Regions from separate parts of the Homo sapiens genome. Here region 2 is linked to region 1. The links are chromatin contacts, found by Hi-C or POLR2A ChIA-PET in ENCODE. All regions are on one chromosome and are shown on one strand. Each heading gives the region's core, a stretch centred on a gene start or an enhancer-like site at or near the end of the contact. The rest is flanking DNA. Distances are from core to core; before and after follow the strand shown.

Region 1 (2,700 bases), core at 89-2,588:
GACAAACAGAAAACACCAAGACAGTTTTCACCCAAGAGCTGCCTGAATAAGCCAACCCAGCAAGGATAAAATATAACTGCTGAAATATTAATGGATATGGTTTATTTAAGAAATTAGATATATAATATATATACACAGGTTAAGTGTCCCTTTATCTGAAATGCTTGGAACCGGAAGCGTTTCGGATTTCGAATTTGTTCAGATTTTGGAATATCTGCATTATACTTACCAGTTAAGTTTTTTGGATTTATCACTAATCCGAAAACATGAAGTCCAAAATGCTCCAAAGAGCATTGTTTCTGAGTAGCACATCAGTGCTCAAAAAGTTTCCGATTTTGGCCTGGCACGGCCAGAATCACTCACGCCTGTAATCCCGGCGCTTTGAGAAGCGGAGGTGGGAGGATCGCTTGAGGCCAGGCGTTCAAGACCAGCCTGGCCAATACAGCAAGATGCCCTATTTTTTTTTAATTCATTAAAAATTTTTTTACAGTTTGATGCATTCCTGATTTTGGATTTTTAGATTTGGGATACGCATCCGGTGTGTGTGTGGGGAGGGCGCAGGGGTGGCGGGGGCAATATATACGTTACAGGTAATAGAGAGCTCTAAAACTCAGAAAACAGAGGGGGAAATAAAAGCCCCAAAGAAAGCGCACAGCAATACCAGTAAACAGATCTCAAGAACAGCTTCGCAAAACTGCAGTCTCGTCAGGGAACCAAACCAACCAGAAGGGGAGGGGAGCACAGATCATCTAGTCCCATTTTTTTTTTAAAGTTATTTTCCACGTGATGCTTCTGAGAGCCTCCACTATCTGTTTAGCCTTTGGAAACAGTCTTCTAAGTCACAGCTTGCACTGTTTGGAAAGCCTCTGGGCACTGAGCTCTGTTAGGTACCCATGCTGAGGACTGCTCACTTAGCACATCTGGTAGACCACTCCACATCAGGACCAGTGTCGCTTCCCCGGCCTTCCTGTTGGCCACACAGCCACCTTCCACGGTGGGAGTGAACCACGACGGAGCTCACCGTGCCCTCATGAACGTTTACACATAATATTCTTGCATTTTTCCCCTGATACACAAGGCAAGCACGTTTTTACAAGAGAAACTTGGAAGTGGGGTTGCTTTTCCTGCCTAATTTAGTAAATTCAGGCCCTAATATTAAGATATAACTTTGTATATTAAGATGTAGAAAACAATTATCTTGCATGTTAATTCTAGAAGAAATGGGGTTCTGAGCCAAAGGGTTTAAAATAACTCCAAAGTTCTTCCATACTGCCTGGATGACTCAGGATGAGTCACGATGAATCCGGTGCACAAACAAACAGAACAAGGCAGTGCAGGCCACGCTCCGGGTCCTGAAACACCACTTCAGATCCAAAAAGATCACGCGAGGGACAGACGGGTTGGCCAATGGGACTGGAAGGATTATGGGAGGCAAGTGCCATTGACTCTTCATAGGCCTGACTAAATCCCGTCACTTCATCGCTCAGGTTCTGAAATCAGTTTGCCCTGAGATAGTAAAATGGAAACTGGATGGCGACAGGGGGGGAGGGGATGGAAAGTTACAGAATATTAAAGGGACAGTTTCAGAAAATAAGGTAAGAGCTAGCTATGATCTAGCTATCATTTCAGTGGCAGCAGAAATGATTTGTATGCGAAGTGGTATGTTCTTGCTTTGGCTTAAAGTCTGGAGACTTTTTAAATGTTCAAAGGAATTCAGCTTTTTATTATTTTTCTTTTCATATGGCCCATGTTTGGTTATCTCCTGCACTAAGCCCCAGTGTGACAATCACAAACACAGCCTTAATCAGAGAACAAAAGAACACAGCCACATGAAAGGGAACATGCCATGTTGATAGAAAGTACTTCTGAGAAGCAAGAGCCTTCAAAAAGGAAAAGAAACTCATCAGATCCAGAGAGCCACAAGAGCTTAAAAATCCTACTTACTTTTCTATCAAATCCAGTGTGACGCCAGGCACCAGACTGACACATTTCTGCATGCAAAACCTGCAGAGAAAGAAAAGAATGTGAACGGCATGAATGGAACAGTCACCCAGGAAATTCAACAGGCCTGCAGAAAAAGGGAAGAGTTAAAGGTGGGGACAGGGACTACCACGGTGAACAAGTACACTCAGATTTCCTTAATTCGGCAGCTTTTAGATTTGTAAAGAAAATCTCATTGCCATTCTGTCAAGGCGTGAGACTACAGAGCTGCCACAGTGAGTTGTCAGGAGAAAGGAGAGAAGCCGTTTGCAGCCACATGAAGCCCGGTCCCTGGAGAGGAGCGCCGAGATGCTTAATAAAGCTCAGTCTCCAAACGAGATGCTGGAGTGGACTGGACCTGCCACTTCTTTCCTTCTTAAGGAAGTGAGCTGGGGAGACTGCTGGAGTAGAATAAATGAGTAGCCTCAAGACACACAAAAGAAATGCAAATTCAATTATATCATGTTCATAATCATAAAATCCTACAGGTCAGAGCTGGGTTCATGTCTGACGCAGGTCCATCCTTAGGAGCGCGTGTGGAGCCGGACAGGCTTTCTCTAACGTGGCGCCAACAGGAGGTAGGAAAGCATCTCTCCTCCCATCCGGGCTACTGGCATACAGTGGGCAGAATCGAGGCAGCAGAGTAAAAAGGCAATGCAGTATTTTTAGTAGGAGAAATGCAAAATGTTTAATTCACCTACTTTTAAAATTAAGAACAAA
Region 2 (2,700 bases), core at 116-2,615, 150 kb before region 1:
CTCTTTCTCAAAGGCTGAAGGCTTTGGGCTTCTCGTCTGGCCAGTGCACCAGAGGCACGGGCTGTTGTGGGTCCTGTGTCTGCTACAAAACACATCGCTGGTCCCTCCCCGGAGCTGGGAGAGGCGCTCTCCACGCCTGTGTTCACTAGTGTGGGGGCTCTGAGACCCTTGAGTGAGTGGCCTGTGAGGCTGACAGGTGTATGATGGGGACCAGGGCCTTGGGAAACGCCTCCCCAGGGAATGGGGGGCACTGAGGTCAGCACTGAGCAGCAGGGCAGGGGGGCACCGAATGCCGCTTCAAACACTGAAAACACAATCAGGAGGCAGGTGCGCTTGAGGAGACACTGCCTTTATTCTCTCTCTAATGCCAAAGGGAACCAGGCAGCTGGCTGGAAGATGAGGGAGCTTACGAGACAGAAGGAAGACAGCCTCATGAGAGGCCAGGCCGGGCCCCGAGAGAGTGTGGGACCTTCCTGGGCAGCAGAGGGGGTGCCACTGGGCTCCTGATGGTGGAAGAGCTAGGAGGGTGCTGAGCTGCAAGCCTGGCTGGGGTTAAACTAACTCGTGAGAACTTCAGTGCCTTCCCTAATGAGACAGCTTCAGAAAGACCAAGTTTATTTTCACTTGAAATATGCAGACGCTAGACATGCTGCTGCCCTCTCTTCCCTGAGCAAAGGTCTTCATTCACTTCAGGGCCTTTGCGTGCATGCGTGTGTGTGCGTGTGTGCGAGTGCGTGCATGTGTCTGTGTGTGTGCACGCACATGTGGGTTGGGGTGTGCACGTTCAGCGTCTAGGAGAGGTCCACACTTGGCAAATACTAACTAGGATTTAATTGACTTTCCGCGGGAGGATGGCCACTTGTCTGGGTTACGCAGATGCATTTCCTTAAGCATACATGCCGTCCAGTCAATCTGGCTAATTCTGTTCCTTGCTAAGAAACTAAGACTTGTGAAGACCCAAAATATAAAATAAATGAAATAAACAAGGTAAGAACCCTAATTCCTTTTGGCTAAAAGCAACTCTGTCTCGACAAAGGAAAAAGAGAGCCTGCATTAGTTATTAAAAAGTCGCTTTCTCTGATAGAAGAAATGGGAATAAAGACTATGGCGCATGGCCGTGTTTGCGTCCTTGCACGTAAATGTGGCGGAGAAAGAAAACGGTTTCTCCGTGTGGAGTTTTAGGCGGTCGTTGTAGGTGGTTATCATGTGCAAATGCTTACAGAGCATTCTTTGTGTCTCTTCCTCGAATGCTTTGTGTCAGCTCTGATTACAAAACAGAAACAGGCAAGCCCCAAACCTCATGTCTGACCCCGTGCTCATGGGTGGCTGTGGCTCAGTTCCTAGCATTTGATTGCTCTGCTTCCTTCTTTTTCTTCTTAAAAGTCACAAAACCACACTCGATAAAACAGCAACAACACAGCAAAAAAGACATCCAAACCCGGAAACAGTAACCACAAAAGGTGTCAAATGGCTCCCTCCGCACATTTTCTGATTTAGAAATAATCCCGCAACGGCAAATGGGATAGACTGTGGATTCTTAGCAACCAGTTTCACTTGACGACAATCCTGAGCTTATTAGAAAAGAAATGACAAATGGTAAATAACATAGAACAGTAATAAGAAAAAACCCGCGGTGGAAAGACTCAAAGCTGTGCAGGAACAGAGACATTGCACTTTAATGAGACTCGGGCTTCTCTGGGAATAAATTAGAGGAAGAGTCTAGAAGGAACTTTCGAGTGGGAAGGGAGAGGAACTGATGGGAATTCCAGCTCCTTGGCCCGGCACTCTATGGTCCTGGGCCTGAGCTCAGGCAAAGAATCCAGACGTGGGGGGTAGAAATGGGGCGGCTTCAGAGCCTCAGCTCCAAAGACAACAAAGACGACTGCAAGGTTGAGAGGGGGCCCATGCCAGAACAGGGAGGGGCACAGGACGCCCGGAGACAGGAGCTGAGGGGTTTCAGGGGGCCCCACACTTGTCCTGTTGCCACGGCACTGCAAGGGCCCTCTCCCGGCCCAGGGGCTTCTGCCTGTAGGGGTAGGGGCCGCCACTTCCCTAATCTGAGCTCTAGGAGAGAGCCCACAGCCTTCCTTTACAGCCCTTGCTGGGCTGGGAAGAGACTTTCTGAACGGGACGCGGTTCCGGAACCACCCCAAGTGTCTGTGTCAGGACAACCAGCTATGACCACGAGGGTCACAGGACAAGCATGGGCAGAAGTGGAGGTGCGGCGTGAGGCAGGAGGGAGAGCGGTGGATGGAGAGGCCAGGGGAAGGCAGAGATGCCGTGGAAGATGCGGGCACCCACCCTGGGAAACTAGGATGTGACCGCCGCTCAGCACGGAGGCAGCAAATGACACCGCAGCTCTTCATCATCGGCTCTGTCGCCTCCTCTCCACCTGTTTCTCTTCAGGCTGAATAAAGGCTTTTCAGTAAAAAAGGGCCCAGGCCCAGTGCAGGCTGAGCCTCCCTGTAAACAGAGCTCCTGGAGGCTGTGGGTGCCGCTGATCCTGTTACATGATGAGGATCTTGACACTCCTGTACCTCTTGGCTTCCACTCAGACAGAAACCAATTACGATTCTGAAGCCTCCCACAGAGGCTTCAGCTGAAAGCCAATGAAACACAACTCCTTTCCTGTTGCAAAGAAAAACCTGGGGCTCAGGAATAAAGGGAGATTAGAGGTTCCCCAGAAGACTTACGGGAAAG

Evidence for each region. A loop is a pair of places that touch in the nucleus more often than their neighbours do. ChIA-PET counts read pairs that join two places held with the same protein, here RNA polymerase II (POLR2A). Pooled maps may share reads with other maps.
Region 2: a loop to region 1 is called in a pooled map, with 4 times the contacts of the local background. The contact joins two enhancer-like sites. A Hi-C loop is called at or near these places in 6 of 50 pooled maps. POLR2A ChIA-PET finds 5 or more read pairs at or near these places in 2 of 52 experiments (Panc1 and activated naive CD8-positive, alpha-beta T cell).

What each region holds. Positions count from the first base shown.
Region 1 is chr17:80,790,754-80,793,453 of GRCh38, reverse strand. RPTOR (regulatory associated protein of MTOR complex 1) reads right to left here. Exons shown (of 34, transcript NM_020761.3): 7 at 1,945-2,004. Among named protein-coding and RNA genes, the nearest start is that of CHMP6, 200 kb to the left of the region's middle. Within about 2 kb of position 1,338, at least 22 of the 41 ENCODE cell types and tissues checked have a DNase peak (open chromatin) inside an H3K27ac peak, as active enhancers do.
Region 2 is chr17:80,937,401-80,940,100 of GRCh38, reverse strand. All of the region lies in intron 24 of RPTOR (regulatory associated protein of MTOR complex 1), which reads right to left. Among named protein-coding and RNA genes, the nearest start is that of CHMP6, 53 kb to the left of the region's middle. Within about 2 kb of position 1,365, at least 2 of the 41 ENCODE cell types and tissues checked have a DNase peak (open chromatin) inside an H3K27ac peak, as active enhancers do.